Regions from separate parts of the Homo sapiens genome. Here regions 1 and 2 are each linked to region 3. The links are chromatin contacts, found by Hi-C or POLR2A ChIA-PET in ENCODE. All regions are on one chromosome and are shown on one strand. Each heading gives the region's core, a stretch centred on a gene start or an enhancer-like site at or near the end of the contact. The rest is flanking DNA. Distances are from core to core; before and after follow the strand shown.

Region 1 (4,653 bases), core at 2,033-4,532, 36 kb after region 3:
ATTTTAAATACATAAGAGGAGTTTATCGTTTAAACCCTTTCTAAGAGCAAGTAACCCCCTTATAGTTTATCCTATATGTGATTTTTCTACATTTGTTTAATTTGTTAAATGAGACACATTTATGGTGAATATCTCTTAAATATGCTGATGTGTCTGAAGAAAAAAAGAGGACAGGGAGTAGACTTGGAACCACATGTCTCCCCGGAACCACACATGGGGCCAGGTAATTCACATTCAAAATTGTCATTTCACTCTTATCACCCTATAACGTGGGCGTTGCCATTCTCATTTTTTCAGTTGAGGAGACTCAGCCTCAGTGAAGTTGGTCCACCTTGCCCAGGTTTATTCACAAATGCTTAGCAAGTCTGACTCTACATCAGGCATAGTGCTCTGGGGATACAAAATCAAGATAGGACAGACAGGTTCCCTGCCCTCATGGAGCTTAAAGCATAGTGGAAGAGATAGGGAAGAATAAAAAGGAAAGAGTAAGATAAATAAAATGGCTGCAAATTGTGAAAAGTGCCCTGAACAAACCCACCTAGGGGCTGAGGGAGGGCATAACCCCACAGAGGTTGGCCAGCCAGGCCCTGGCCCCTCTGCACCTGTGCAGACCCAAGGCCCAGCAGGAAGCTGGAGGTTTGGAAAGACAATATTTTGCCCAGGAGACCGGGCTCCTTCACAGCCCCTTTGTCTCTGCACCAACTCCCCTGGCACTGTGTTCTCTGCCACCCCACCCCAAGGGAAGAGGATGTGAGGGTGCCCTGGCAGGCTTCTTCCAAAAATCTTCAAAACCAAAACCAACCATCCTTGTGGCATGGAGGAAATTTCTTTTCTTTCTTTATTGTTATTATTATTAAAACCATCCTTGTGGCATGGAGGAAATTTCTTTTTTTATGATTATTATTATTATTTAATAGAGACAAGGCCTCACTCTGTTGCCTGGGCTGGTCTCAAGCTCCTGGGCTCAAGCAGTCCTCTTGCCTCAGCCTCCCAAATTGCTGGGATTACAGACATGAGCCACCACACCCAACCCAGAATTTTTTTTTTTTATTTTTTTATTTTTTTTTTTGGTGAGACAGAGTCTCTCTCACTCTGTTGTCCAGGCTGGAGTGCAGTGGCACAATCTTGGCTCACTACAACCTCCACTTACAGCAATTCTCCTGCCTCAGCCTCCCAAGTAGCTGAGATTACAGGCATGTGCTACCATGCCCAGCTAATTTTTGTATTTTTAGTAGAGATGGAGTTTCACCATGTTGGCCAGGCTGGTTTCAAACTCCTGACCTCAAGTGATCTGCCCACCTCAGCCTCCCAAAGTGCTGGGATTACAGGCAGGAGCCACCGCACCCAGCCCCAGCCCAGAAATTTATTTAATTTGAGTAATGTTTATGAGAAATAAATAGCTCATGCATCCCTGAGAACTTGTCCTCAGCCCGGTTGAGAAATGCTAACTTAAGAAAAAGAGAGGGCTTTAGTCTATGAAAATATCTATCTTAAATTACCACTGCAGAAAAGAAATTGAGTTTTGATCGTTGGTAAAAATAATTTTAGATAATCATTGAAATGCAAACCTAAAATGAAAAGCATGTGTAAGACTCCCTGCAGGTACACCCAGCTTGAGAACCCAGGCTGGGTCAGCACCGTGCCAGCAGCAAGGACTTCTGTGAAGGCCTGGGTTCTCGCTCCATGTGATCTCACTTTGTGTCCTGGCCAGAAACAGGCTGCAAGCGCAGTTCGATGTCATTCAGTTCAATTGTGCCCATGTTCTTTGTGCCTGTGACATGCTGGGCTCTGCCCACACCAGGGATACAGAGACAAGAGCTACCGCCTTGTCACCTTGGAACAAAGGTCTGGGGGCACATGAGCTGTCACACACAGTTTATGTAAGGGCTCGGAAGTCAGGCCATCCTGGGTATAAGTCTCAGTTTTACAACATATTTAACACCTCTAAGCCTCAGTTTCCTGAGTTATAAAATGGAGGCACACACAGTGCCTGCCTTATCCGGCTATTGAGAGAATTAGGTAGGATAATGCCAGGAAGTGCTTAGCCTGCTTCTGGATGCACTAATGACAAAATCCTCTTAATACAGAGTGAGCGCCGACCCAGGGCCACGCTCTGCCCTAGAACTTCCCAGGTGTGAGCTTATTTACTAAGCACAGTGGCCCTGTGAGGCAGGCTTGTTGTTATCCCCATTCACAGACAGGCAGATGTGTGACTAACCCTATCTTACAGGCAAGGAAATGGTGGCAGGATGGAGCTAAATAACTCACTGAAGGTCACACAGCTAGTCCAGAATCTACTCTGAATGGTGACTGCTGCTAGCATCAGCGTTGCCACTTCTGGCAGTTGGAGAATCAGAAAATACGTTATGAGGAAAAGGACAGGCAGCTTTGGCTTTGAAAGAGGAGCAGCCTCTCCCCAGTGGAGAGAAGGGTGTCGCAATACCAGGAACAAACATAGGGGGGCAGGCCCACAGAGACCCGGGCTGAGCCAGGGAGGTACTGGAGCAGAGGGCATAGGGCAGTGCTGGAGACAAAGCTAAAGGTAGGGAGTGTCCCCTCCTCAGAGGCCAGACACCCCTCAGAGGACAGGGGGCTACCAGGGTGTGTGAGCAGGAGAGAGAGGGGCTGTGTCAGGTCATCCCGTCTCTTCCACTGCCTGGGGTGGAGCCTAGGTGGACAAGTGACTTCACTTCATGTGCCTCAGCTTCCCTATCTGTAAAATGGGATGGGATATTCATGCATCGACTCACAGGTTCATACAAGTGAATTGCATAGTTCAATGCTTGGCACAGAGTGAGAGCTCAGCAAATGGAAGCTTGTACTGTTATTAGCCATCGCAAGGCTACCCTCATGATGGGGACAGGTGATGGATTCGAGTGGGAGGAACACCTGTGGCCTGGGCCCTGTCCGGCAGGTGTCAGAAAAGTCCAGGAGAGTCATGCTTAGGCCTTCTCCAAAGATGGAGGTGCAAGAGCCCCACAGCATAGCAGCCTCTTTTTGAAGTGATGTCAATGTGCTTCTTCCTCTTTGGGCCCTTGAAGCTCAGGCTCAGTGTTGAGTCCCAACCTGACTTCTCTGCCCATCTCATTGGCGCTTTATGCCAGAGACAGGGGGAGCATGATTGGCACCTACTCACCCTGAAGGGACTGCCTTGGTAAGGCAACTCAGGGGAGGCCTGGGGAGCCAGAACCGTGTGAGGGTGCCCGAGGCAGCAAGGGAAAGACTCAGAGCACGATGGCCACATTCAGAGATCACATGCCCTGCCCCCAAAGCCCCAGCTGTGGACAAGAATGACTCAGGTCCCTTGGACAGGCTGTCACCAGTGATGACTTAGGACCAGCCTGCCCGGCTCCAGCAAAGCACAGGAAGCTCGAAGGTTTAGAAATGGGTCATTGTTGTGCTGAGGCCATGCGTCAAAGAGGACATCCCACAGCCAGCTCCTATCCTGGCCAGCACTCTTGACAAAGGCAGAGGGAGTGCAGCTTAGTGAGCTGGTCCCTTTACACAGGTTATTCACTCCAGAATCTGGAGAATTCTGTCCTTAAGGAAAAAAAAAAAAAAAACTAAGCTCAAGATCCCACAGCTTGTAAGACCAGGCCTAAGAGTCAAACCTGAATCTCCCCACATGAGAGCACCATGCTCCCCCTCACCCAGCACCCCCTCTGTAGGTGGTGGCCCAGAGGAGATGTTGCCCTGGGCTGCTCTTCCATAGGAGGAAAGACATGATTCACTAATAACTGCATGTCCTGAGAATTCCCTGTTGGGGACCCCAGGACTTCACTAGGGGCATGGCTCTTGGGTGACAGTTGGGAGGTCTCTTCCAGGGTCTCAGTCCAGCCAAGCATGTGGCCTTGCAAGAAGGCAGCTTCTAATGGCTCAGAAACACCAGGGCAGGGGGGCCACAGTCCTTCACACCACACACTTAGTTCCCCAGCTTCAGAACGCTTTAAAACGCTGCAGCATGGAGCCTCACGCTTTCAAAACAGTATTTCATAATATGCCAGGACTTTGTGTTTTATTCGTCCTCTCCCTGTGACCTAGGCTAATGCAGACAATAAAAATGCCACCAAGTTCTGCAAAACTGAAAAAATGAAGTGGGTGATTAGGGGACATTTGATAATGTGCTTTGGTTGAAACTTGAGAAATTATTCCTAGTAACTTTTCCTAAGACTGTGACTATATTTTCCAAGTGAAAAATAAGAGCTAGTGAAAGTAATGTGTGTGTAGATTTCGGAGCAATGGGATTGAGGATTTGGAAGCATGACTTCAGAAACTGAGCCACGTGGTCACCTTCCCTCATTGAATCAATATTCGGTGAATACCCACCTGTGTCTGGAACTGTACTGACCCATGTTAAGCGAGAAAGAGTGATTAATGTGACAAGATGTGGCTCCAATTTCTAAGTCCTCACACTAGAGCGCCCCCTTCTGGAGCCAGTCAGCAGAGAGAGAAGTTTGACTGTGTCCCCCTTGAAACCGTCAACTGTTTGGTCCACTTGAGACCTAGGTAAAATCTGAGGGGACAGCTCACTCTAACCTGGATCTGAACTTAAACTTGAGCCCCGATGACAGAATAATCCCTTTCTGCCTGGAAATGGCCCAAGCCATCTCATGCTGAGGCTTTTTGACATAATCTCTACCACAGCTGTGTATG
Region 2 (4,430 bases), core at 586-3,085, 58 kb after region 3:
GTGTGCAAAATCTGTTAACACTCATACGAACATGGGAGCTGTGCCCAAAGTTTAAGACTTGAAGAGGGGCCAGGTGGTTGAGGGTTTAATACTCTCTTCATAGGGAGAGACGTGTGGACACAGGAGGCAGACACTATTTTGTAAATGATTCTCTAGATGACCATTACACCACCTTCTTCTGCCCCACAGCCCTCCTTCCTCTCTCCTTCTCTATTCTGTAATCTCAAAACACCCAGAATCCCTGGTGAGGGCCAACAAGTGTCACATCCCCTGACAAACAGGAGGAGGAACTGTTGACCACACCCCAGTGCCCTTTACATTTTTCAGTGTGAAGTAAGATGTAGTCTGCACTTGACCGTGGGAATCACTGGCTTATGGAGACACCAGTAATGGGGACACTCAGTTACTTGAGTGGACATGGATTAAGTAAGACAGCCCCAAACATAAGCTGGGCCTCTGTGTCCGTATCCTCCAGCAGGCCACACAAGGGTACGGGGCGCAGTGCACACCTCTCAGGAGAACACAAGCTGTCCCGAATCATTTACAACCATCTCCATGAAACTATGCATAAGGCCGCCTTTGCCCTCCAGGCAGCAGACACAGGGGCTTTTTGCTGCTGTCTTCCATAAATTACTGGAAGCTCCAGGTGTGTTCATTCAGGTTCTCTGAGAAGCAGATACCAAGATGGGATATGACACGCAAGAGATGTATTGGAGAAAATGCCTGTGCAGGAGAACAGAGAGCAAGATGGGGGCATTGGGAGAACCATCAGATTTTGACGCAGTCTGACCCCTGTGAAGGAGAGAAGTAAGGGAGGTCTTAGACAGCTGTTTAAGGGAGTCCTTGGGTCAGAGTCATCTGTCAGTGGAGCCCCACATCTCTCAGGAATAGGCCTGCCCGAGTATCCCTGCCTTGCTCAGCCATAGGCTGGGAGCAGCCTGTGGGAGGCATAGCCTTGGCACAGATGGGGTGGCGGGTCCCGAGCACAGTGTCTGGGGTCTCTGGCAATCACGCTCCCACAGTGGAAGGTTGGAGGGCCTGGCAGTGGGCTAAGAGGGCTGTGGCCCAGTCCTCTCCACAGCCTGCCACCAGCTCGGCGCCTAGCCAGTCCCAGCAAAGTCAGTTCCCAAGGTGGTGAGACTGTGGGAGGGAAACAGCCATCCCCACACAGGCCTCCCTGCAGGCCTCAAGGGAAGGTCACCCAGGACAACCAGCTCCACAGCAGAGGGAGGATCTGTGAGGCACTTTCATGTCAATAGGGGTTGCATGTCCTCAGAGGAAATCAAACCGTGAAATCATTTCCAACACAAAAGCCCATTTATTTTAACAAGGGAAAAAAACAGTGGCTCCAAACAGCCCTCAGACATGATGGGTACCCTGTGGACGTCTGTGATGCCTTGTGGTCCATTCACAGTTCCTGGTAGGCACAGAGCGAATCTTTTCCATGTTTTGGGTTTTTTGTTTGTTTGTTTGTTTTTGTTTTTTAAATGGACTTAGAGGGTTGTGAGCATTTTGCAAAAGAATCAAACACCATGCCAGTTGCCAGTCTGTGCCAGCACCTTCGATTCCCAGTCTGGCCCTGCTCAGTGGCAAGATTTAGATTTAAAATCCATTTTTCCAAGAAGACAGGATGGTGAACATGTAAGTCTGATATTCAGTCTCCAGGCCTGGTGACTTGCTCCTCCGAGGCCCCAAAGCCCAGGAGAGATGCTCACTCGGTTCTCTCCATGTTCCGTCTGAACATCACCTGCTTCAGTTCCCCAGTAGATTGGTTGTGCCAATTGACCTGGTATATCACACAGCTGTGGCCTCGGGGCTGTGTTTTTATCTCCTAAGTGGTTAAGATTTAAAGATGGGGAGCAGAGTGGGCGGGAAAGGGCGGGAAGACGTCAGCAGATGTGAAATCAGGCAGACAAAAATAAACAGGGCACTCTTCCTTCCTGTCTGTAGGGCTCACCATCTCCAAGAGGTGGGTCAATTCTCCTCCCCAGGAGCAGATGGGGAACTTCACAGCCACATCCTCAGTTCAGTTTCTCTAGCCGCTTCTAGGGTTTTCCCGAGCCTGCCCTCAAGCTGTGAGGAGCCTCTTTTGTAGCTCACATCCCAACCATGTGGATTAATGAAAATGTCACAGGGGCTTTTTCTTTTTGATGTTGCCTTACACATGCACCTCAAATGTCCCCAAGTCCTCTGGCCTTCTGGAGTCACCCATTTTTTTATTTTAGATTTAGGGGTACATGTGAAGGTTTGTTACATAGGTAAGCATGTGTCACAAGGGTCTGTTGTACAGATTGTTTCATCACCCAGCTATTAAGCCCAGTACCCAATATTTTTTCTGCTCCTCTCCCTCCTCCCACCCTCCACCCTCAAGCACGCCCCAGTGTCTGTTGTTCCCTTCTTTGTGTCCATAGTCCTTTTTTTTTTTTGAGACGGAGTCTTGCTCTGTCGCCCAGGCTGGAGTGCAGTGGCGCGATCTCCGCTCACTGCAAGCTCCGCCTCCCGGGTTCACGCCATTCTCCTGCCTCAGCCTCCGGAGTAGCTGGGACTGCAGGCGCCTGACACCACGCCCGGCTAATTTTTTGTATTTTTAGTAGAGACGGGGTTTCACCGTGTTAGCCAGGATGGTCTCGATCTCCTGACCTCGTGATCTGCCCGCCTTGGCCTCCCAAAGTGCTGGGATTACAGGCATAAGCCACCGCGCCCGGCCTTCATCACGCAGCTATTAAGCCCAGTACCCAATAGTTATCTTTTCTGCTCCTCTCCCTCCTCCCTCCCTCCACCCTCAAGCAGGCCCCAGTGTCTGTTGTTGCCTTCTTTGTGTCCATAAGTTCCTACCATTTAGCTCCTATGTGTAGGTGAGAACATGCAGTATTTGGTTTTGTGTTCCTACATTAGTTTGCTAAGAATAATAGCCACCAGCTCCAATCCACTTATTTATTACTCAAAAAAAATAGATCCAACCACTAATATCATGAAACTAGGGGAAGTTGTGCCCTCTCACCACTGAAACTAGCCCATTCAAGGTCACCAACGACCTTCGTATTGCAAAGCCAATGACACTTTCAACCCTCGTCTTAATTCTACAGACACACTCTTCTTTCTCTTCTCCTGCCTCCTGGCCGCGCTGTCTCAGCCTCATTTTCTGGCTCTTTCCTCTCTTTGAATTCTTGGGGGCTTGGTCCTGGACCCTCTATTCTTCTCATTCTTCTCTATACCCTCTGCCCAGATGAGCTTACTCAGGCCCATGATATCAAACACCAATGGCACCAAATTTCACATCCACTGATGAAAATGCCTTTGTAAAAATTACAACATTGAGAAAAATCTGGCATAAGGAAATTTTGAAAGTGAAAGAAATCTGACCTGACTCTATCTTGCTTCGAACCTTCATGCTACCCTTGTTCATTCCTGGGCATAGGCCAAACTAACTTTGGGAGGAATTTAGTTTATAGTTTAACTATTTTTTTTTTTTTTAAGAGAAAAGGTCTTGCTCTGTTACCCAGGCTGGGGTGCAGTGGCACAATCATATAGCTCACTGCAGCCCTGAACTCCTGAGCTCAAGTGATCCTCCCACCTCAGCCTGCCAAGTAGCTGGAACTACAGGCATACACCACCACTCCTGGCTAATTTTTTTTTTCTTTCTTTTTTTTCAGAGGGAGTCTCGCTCTGTCACCTAGGCTGGAGTGCAGTGGTGCATTCTTGCCTCACTGCAACCTCCGCCTCCTGGGTTCAAGCAATTCTCCTGCCTCAGCCTCCCAAGTAGCTGGAATTACAGGCATGCACAACCACGCCTGGCTAATTTTTGTATTTTTAGTAGAGATGGGGTTTTGCCATGTTGGCCAGGCTGATCTCAAACTCTTGACCTCAGGTGATCCGCCCGCCTCAGCCTCCCAAACTCCTGGGGTTACAGGTGTGAGCCACTGTGCCCTGCCTTTTTTTTTTTTTTTTTTTTTTTTGAGACAGGGTCTTGCTCTGTCACCCAGGCTGGAGTGCAGTGGCATGATCTCAGCTCACTGCAACCTCTGTGTCCCGGGTTCAAGCAATTCTCATGTCTCAGCCTCCCAAGTAGCTAGGATTACAGGCGCATGCCACCACGCCTGGCTAATTTTGTATTTTTAGTAGAGACGGGGTTTCACCATGTTGGCCAGACTGGTCTTGAACTCCTGACCTCAAGTGATCTGCCCACCTCAGCCTGCCAAAGTGCTGGGATTACAGGTGTGAGCCACCATGCCTGGCCCACTCCTGGGTAATTTTTTTTTTTTTTAAATTTTGTAGAGACAAGATCTCATTACGCTGCTCAGGCTGGTCTCAAACTCCTGGCTTCAAGTGATCCTTCTGCCTCAACCTATCAAAATGTCAAGATATACAGGTGTGAGCCACCATACCGGGTCTATAGTTTAACTTTGAAACAAAAATGATAACAGCTCTCC
Region 3 (4,347 bases), core at 991-3,490:
AGTAAGGAAGCTAGCATAAGAGCAGCTCTCATATATTGCAGGAAGTAGCTTGGAACAATCTTTCTGAAAAGCAGTTTGGCAATACATAGTGAGAGCCTTAAAACTATTCATTTTTGGGTGCACTAATTGCACTGCTAAAAATCTATCCTAAGGAAATAATCAGAAATGCAAACTTATGCACCAAGATGTTCATGTAAGTGTTATTTCAAGTAGCTAAAAATTTGGATACAATCTAAATGCCCCAAAATGCTGAGACAGGGTAAATAAAGTATAATCCATCTACGTGGAGCACACTTATACAACACTTTCAATTAAATTACAAAGAATGTTTAATAACATGGAGAAATTCATCTGAAGTAATGAGAAATAGAAAAAGCAAGATACAGCTTGGTTATCTTTGTCTTTATATATACAAGCACATATATACACATACTCAAAGCAAGAGAAAAGACTTGAAAAACTCATGCCAACATGTTAACACTAGCTATCTCTGGGTGGTGAGCCCAATATACTTCTGATTTTTTCCAGATTTTTTACAATGATTGTGTAACTTTATCATTTACAGTATGGTATATATTCCAAAGAAGGAAAATATGCTGAGCCTCCTGCTGTGGTTGTGGGTGTGGGGTAGGATCAGCTTTCAGCTTCCCTCCTTCCGGTGGTTAGCACCAGGTTGAAAGAGAGGGGGCACATTAGAGCGTGGGAACATGTCATGGCCCATCTTCACTGAATGAGATCAGGAAGCCTTTTCTCTCCCTTTGTGGGAGACCGCTGTAAACATGGAATCTTGTCACTTTTTGTTGTAGCTCTGTAATGCAACTTAGACACTAAATTCCCCAAACTGAATTTCTCCCTTCAGTTTGGAATCAACAGAAAGTGGTGGCTGTCAGAAGCAAGCAGCTGCTCAGGGAGCTCCCATGAGAAGGGCAGGCCGCCTGCTGACCGTGGAGAGCACAGCAAGCCCCTATCCACAGAGCTTTCTTCTCTGTTACTCTGATCATGCCAGAAACGGGGCTACTGGGAAAAGGAACAGGAAGGGAAGAGAAGCTTTACTTGGGTCCTGCTGTATTAGTAAACCCTCCTTCTGCGCCACTAACTGGCTGCTAGGAAATGGGAATGGTGATATTTCAAGAATGAGCCATGGCTAATACTTAGAAACTAGGCTAATTATGTGACATGATGGCCCTGGGCACAGAACAAGGAAGAAGAGGAAGGTAAACTTAGTCTGATTTAATGAAAAGTCCAATTTGGAGACCATTTTCAGAGATCTATGGCCTTCAAAGATCTGCAGCCTGGCAGGCCACTCTCGCACCAGGTCAGGGGAGTGGGCAGCAGGCTCTCTGGGGCTTCATGAATAGGTAAATGTCATCTGCAGCAAGAAGGTGGGGCTCTGATACATCCTGATATTCTTTGCTCATACTGTAATTAGCACATTCCTTGTATATAGTGATTTTTTTAAGAGCACTTAACATGGCCAATCAATCAATGTTCTGAATTTCCTTGTTTATCCTAATAATTAGCAACTCCCTTCCTTCCCTCCCTTCCTCCCTCTCCTCCCTCCCTACCTTTCCTCCCCTCTTTCCCTGCCTCCCTCCCTTCCTTCTTTCCTTCTTCCAAGTGGGACAAATGTGGCCTTCAATGCCCAGCAGCTATCAGTTGTTGCAATTTCTGAGTTAGTGCAGTCTAAACTAATGAAGAAATTGTGAAGATCTCCCCCCAGTTTTCATCACTGTGCTTACATATAGCTGTGCTTCAGTGCAAGCAAGCATGATCTACCTCCAGGGATGTACCGAAGGAGTAGGAAGAAAGCTGACTCAGAAATCCAGGGCCTTCTTCAAGGCAGAGGCCCTGCCTAATACTCCCGCGTTTGATGGTCCCTGAGTCAGAACGGTTTGTTAGTGGTTTAGAGTTGCAGATTTTCCACTCACTTATAAAGGCCCCTGCTGTGCACAGTCACTATGATGAATGAATAACTCAGTTGCATACGCAAGTCTGTTCCCAAGTACCATCTGTTGAGTGAATGAATGAGTGAACAAAAGGGAAACACATTACCCCAATTGTGAATCTGAATAATGAACTTGGCAATGTGATGTGATCTCTGCTCCAGCAGGCCTGGGTTCCAAGTCCAGCAGGGCCCTTGATGTCCTTTGTCCTTCATTCCTGTGCACCTTGCGCCTCCAAATCACATTTGGTACGTCTTTCTTGTAGTGCTGATGGTTATTTATGAGCATGTCCTGGGCTGCCTGTTCTTATTGTAAGCTCTCCAATTAATTGCCTAGTGCTGTGTACCCAATTATCATGTAAATACATGTTGAATGAATAAACAAGTGTGACTCATTCAGAGCTAAACTACGCATGAGAGTAGACATGGCCAGCTTCAGCCAAGAGTGAAAACCAGATTCCCAACTCCCTATAGCCCATTCCCTGGCTCCCTGGAAAAGTGGAGGGAAAACACTTGGGAATGAGCAGGATTCTAGGAGCTGGGAAGCGCCCCTTTCCCCACTGGGAAATTCCATGTGAGCACTCATCGGGGCATTCCCCTGCTCTCATTCTCTTGCTTCAGCTGCTTGGGATCTTTCAATGCACCCCTCCCTGCAAAAAGATGGTGGCACTAGCTGGAAAGTATAGCATCCAGTGCCCCACTTCACTCATTTCTTTCTTCCCTCCTCTCTTGCCTCCACTTTGTCCTACTCACATTATCCCCCACCCCTGCTGCTGGTAGGTTTATTCATCCACTGAAACAAGCTTGATTGAGTTCAAGGCAATTAACATTACTGAGCATCTGTTAGGAACTGGAGACTGAGAGTGGCCTTTAAGGATTTTCAAGGCCAGGAGCAGTGGCTCATGCCTGTAATCCCAGCATTTTGGGAGGCCGAGGCAGGAGGATTGCTTGAGCTCAGGAGTTCAAGACCAGCCTGGGCAACATAGTGAGACTTCATCTCTACCAAAAATACAAAAAATTAGCTGGGTGTGGTAGTGCGCGCCTGTGGTCCCAGCTGCTTGCAGGGGTAAGGTGGGAATATCACTTGAGCCCAGGAGACTGAGGCTGCAGTGAGCTGTGATTGTGCCACTGCACCCCAGCCTGGGTGACAGAACAAGACCCTGTCTCAAAAAAAAATCATCCTCCTACTCCTCACAGGAGAAAGACAGGCAAGCAGCTTACCTAAATACACAATAAAATGTAATAGCTGCTAGATACAATTACAGGCACTACACAGGATGCATCAGGAAGGAAAAAACAACTAATTCTAATTCTGACCAGGAGATACCTTCTCAGTGGAGATGGCATTTGAGTTGAGCCAGGAAGGAGGACTAGAGTTTTGATAACAGTTTGGGAAATGGCGTGAGTAAAGACGTGGAAGCACATGCAGGCAACATTTGAAAGAGCAGAGGGAGTGGCAGGGGACAGGGAGAAGTCCTGGATGGCTATGCGGAGGAATTTGGACTTGATTGGGAGGAGGAGCTCTTCAAATATGACTGCACTCTTTCTTTTCCTCCCTCACAGCTCTGAGAGTTGTCAGGCATTGGTTTGGTTCAGTGATCGTAAACAGGCTGGCTCCCCAAGGGCAGAGATTGCTTTGCCCAACATTATATCCCCAGTGCCTAGCTCAGTGCCAGGCACATAGCAAGCACTCAAGAAATACCAAAGAAATAAGTGATACATTTCACATAATAACTCTGTGCTTTCTGATTATATGGTACGAAGAAGAATTCAGAGACTCGTTCTGAGCACCAGGAGTGCTGCTGTCGATGAATGGTGTCTGGGTGGTTGTAGGCAAGGGCACTGGGGATAGTTGGCTAGGTTTTGCCATCCCTGCTCTAGATGATCCATCTGAGATGGCCCCTGCTGCACTGCAACCCTCAGAGAAGACAGTCCAGAAGAGCTTCAACTGTCAAGTTTCATTGTTGGAAGCTTTCAGACATTAGGATATATTCATGTAACTAGCAGGTCTTGGTGTGGGTGCACTGCTGAGGACCTGCCTGCCAGTTCTGGGGAAAGCCTCCCATGTGGACATCCCCTGAGAGCTCTCACTAAGAAATGGCTACAAGCGGGTTAGAAACAGGCAGATGAAATAATAGTGTTAGCAGTCAGGCTATAGGGGCCCATAGTGAGGAGACAGTGCCTAGAAGCGGATGGAAGGTTGATTTCACGTTCTGCTAATTGGGCTGAATGCCAGTTACACAAGTGTGTTTTATATTGTGAAGATTCATCATTATACCGCTAGGACTTACACTTTTCAATATGTGTGCTATACCTCAACAGTTTACCTTAAAAAAAAAAAAGTTATAAAAGACGAGGCAAAAGTTGCAGCCTTAGGCTGAACAGCTGGGGTTAGTCAGTTTTTC

Evidence for each region. A loop is a pair of places that touch in the nucleus more often than their neighbours do. ChIA-PET counts read pairs that join two places held with the same protein, here RNA polymerase II (POLR2A). Pooled maps may share reads with other maps.
Region 1: a loop to region 3 is called in a map of dorsolateral prefrontal cortex, with 6 times the contacts of the local background. The contact joins the enhancer-like site here to the promoter of LARS2-AS1 in region 3. A Hi-C loop is called at or near these places in 8 of 168 maps with a recorded cell type or tissue (K562, PC-3, dorsolateral prefrontal cortex and 4 more) and 9 of 50 pooled maps. POLR2A ChIA-PET finds 5 or more read pairs at or near these places in 7 of 52 experiments (CD4-positive, alpha-beta T cell, K562, OCI-LY7 and 4 more).
Region 2: a pooled map shows a loop between it and region 3 (2.9-fold over the local background). The contact joins the enhancer-like site here to the promoter of LARS2-AS1 in region 3. A Hi-C loop is called at or near these places in 3 of 168 maps with a recorded cell type or tissue (breast epithelium, heart left ventricle and mammary epithelial cell) and 7 of 50 pooled maps. POLR2A ChIA-PET finds 5 or more read pairs at or near these places in 1 of 52 experiments (SK-N-SH).

What each region holds. Positions count from the first base shown.
Region 1 is chr3:45,542,414-45,547,066 of GRCh38, forward strand. The region is part of intron 21 of LARS2 (leucyl-tRNA synthetase 2, mitochondrial); the gene reads left to right. Among named protein-coding and RNA genes, the nearest start is that of LARS2-AS1, 35 kb to the left of the region's middle. RefSeq lists silencers at 1,568-1,794, 2,587-2,797 and an enhancer at 3,184-3,478. Within about 2 kb of position 3,283, at least 10 of the 41 ENCODE cell types and tissues checked have a DNase peak (open chromatin) inside an H3K27ac peak, as active enhancers do; they include dorsolateral prefrontal cortex and gastrocnemius medialis, where a contact is called at or near this core.
Region 2 is chr3:45,566,021-45,570,450 of GRCh38, forward strand. No RefSeq gene overlaps it. Among named protein-coding and RNA genes, the nearest start is that of LIMD1, 27 kb to the right of the region's middle. RefSeq lists an enhancer at 1,085-1,611. Within about 2 kb of position 1,836, at least 5 of the 41 ENCODE cell types and tissues checked have a DNase peak (open chromatin) inside an H3K27ac peak, as active enhancers do.
Region 3 is chr3:45,507,305-45,511,651 of GRCh38, forward strand. LARS2-AS1 (LARS2 antisense RNA 1) reads right to left here and starts at 2,241. Exons shown (of 4, transcript NR_048543.1): 1 at 2,053-2,241. The region is part of intron 15 of LARS2 (leucyl-tRNA synthetase 2, mitochondrial); the gene reads left to right. RefSeq lists an enhancer at 620-1,486 and a silencer at 2,313-2,607.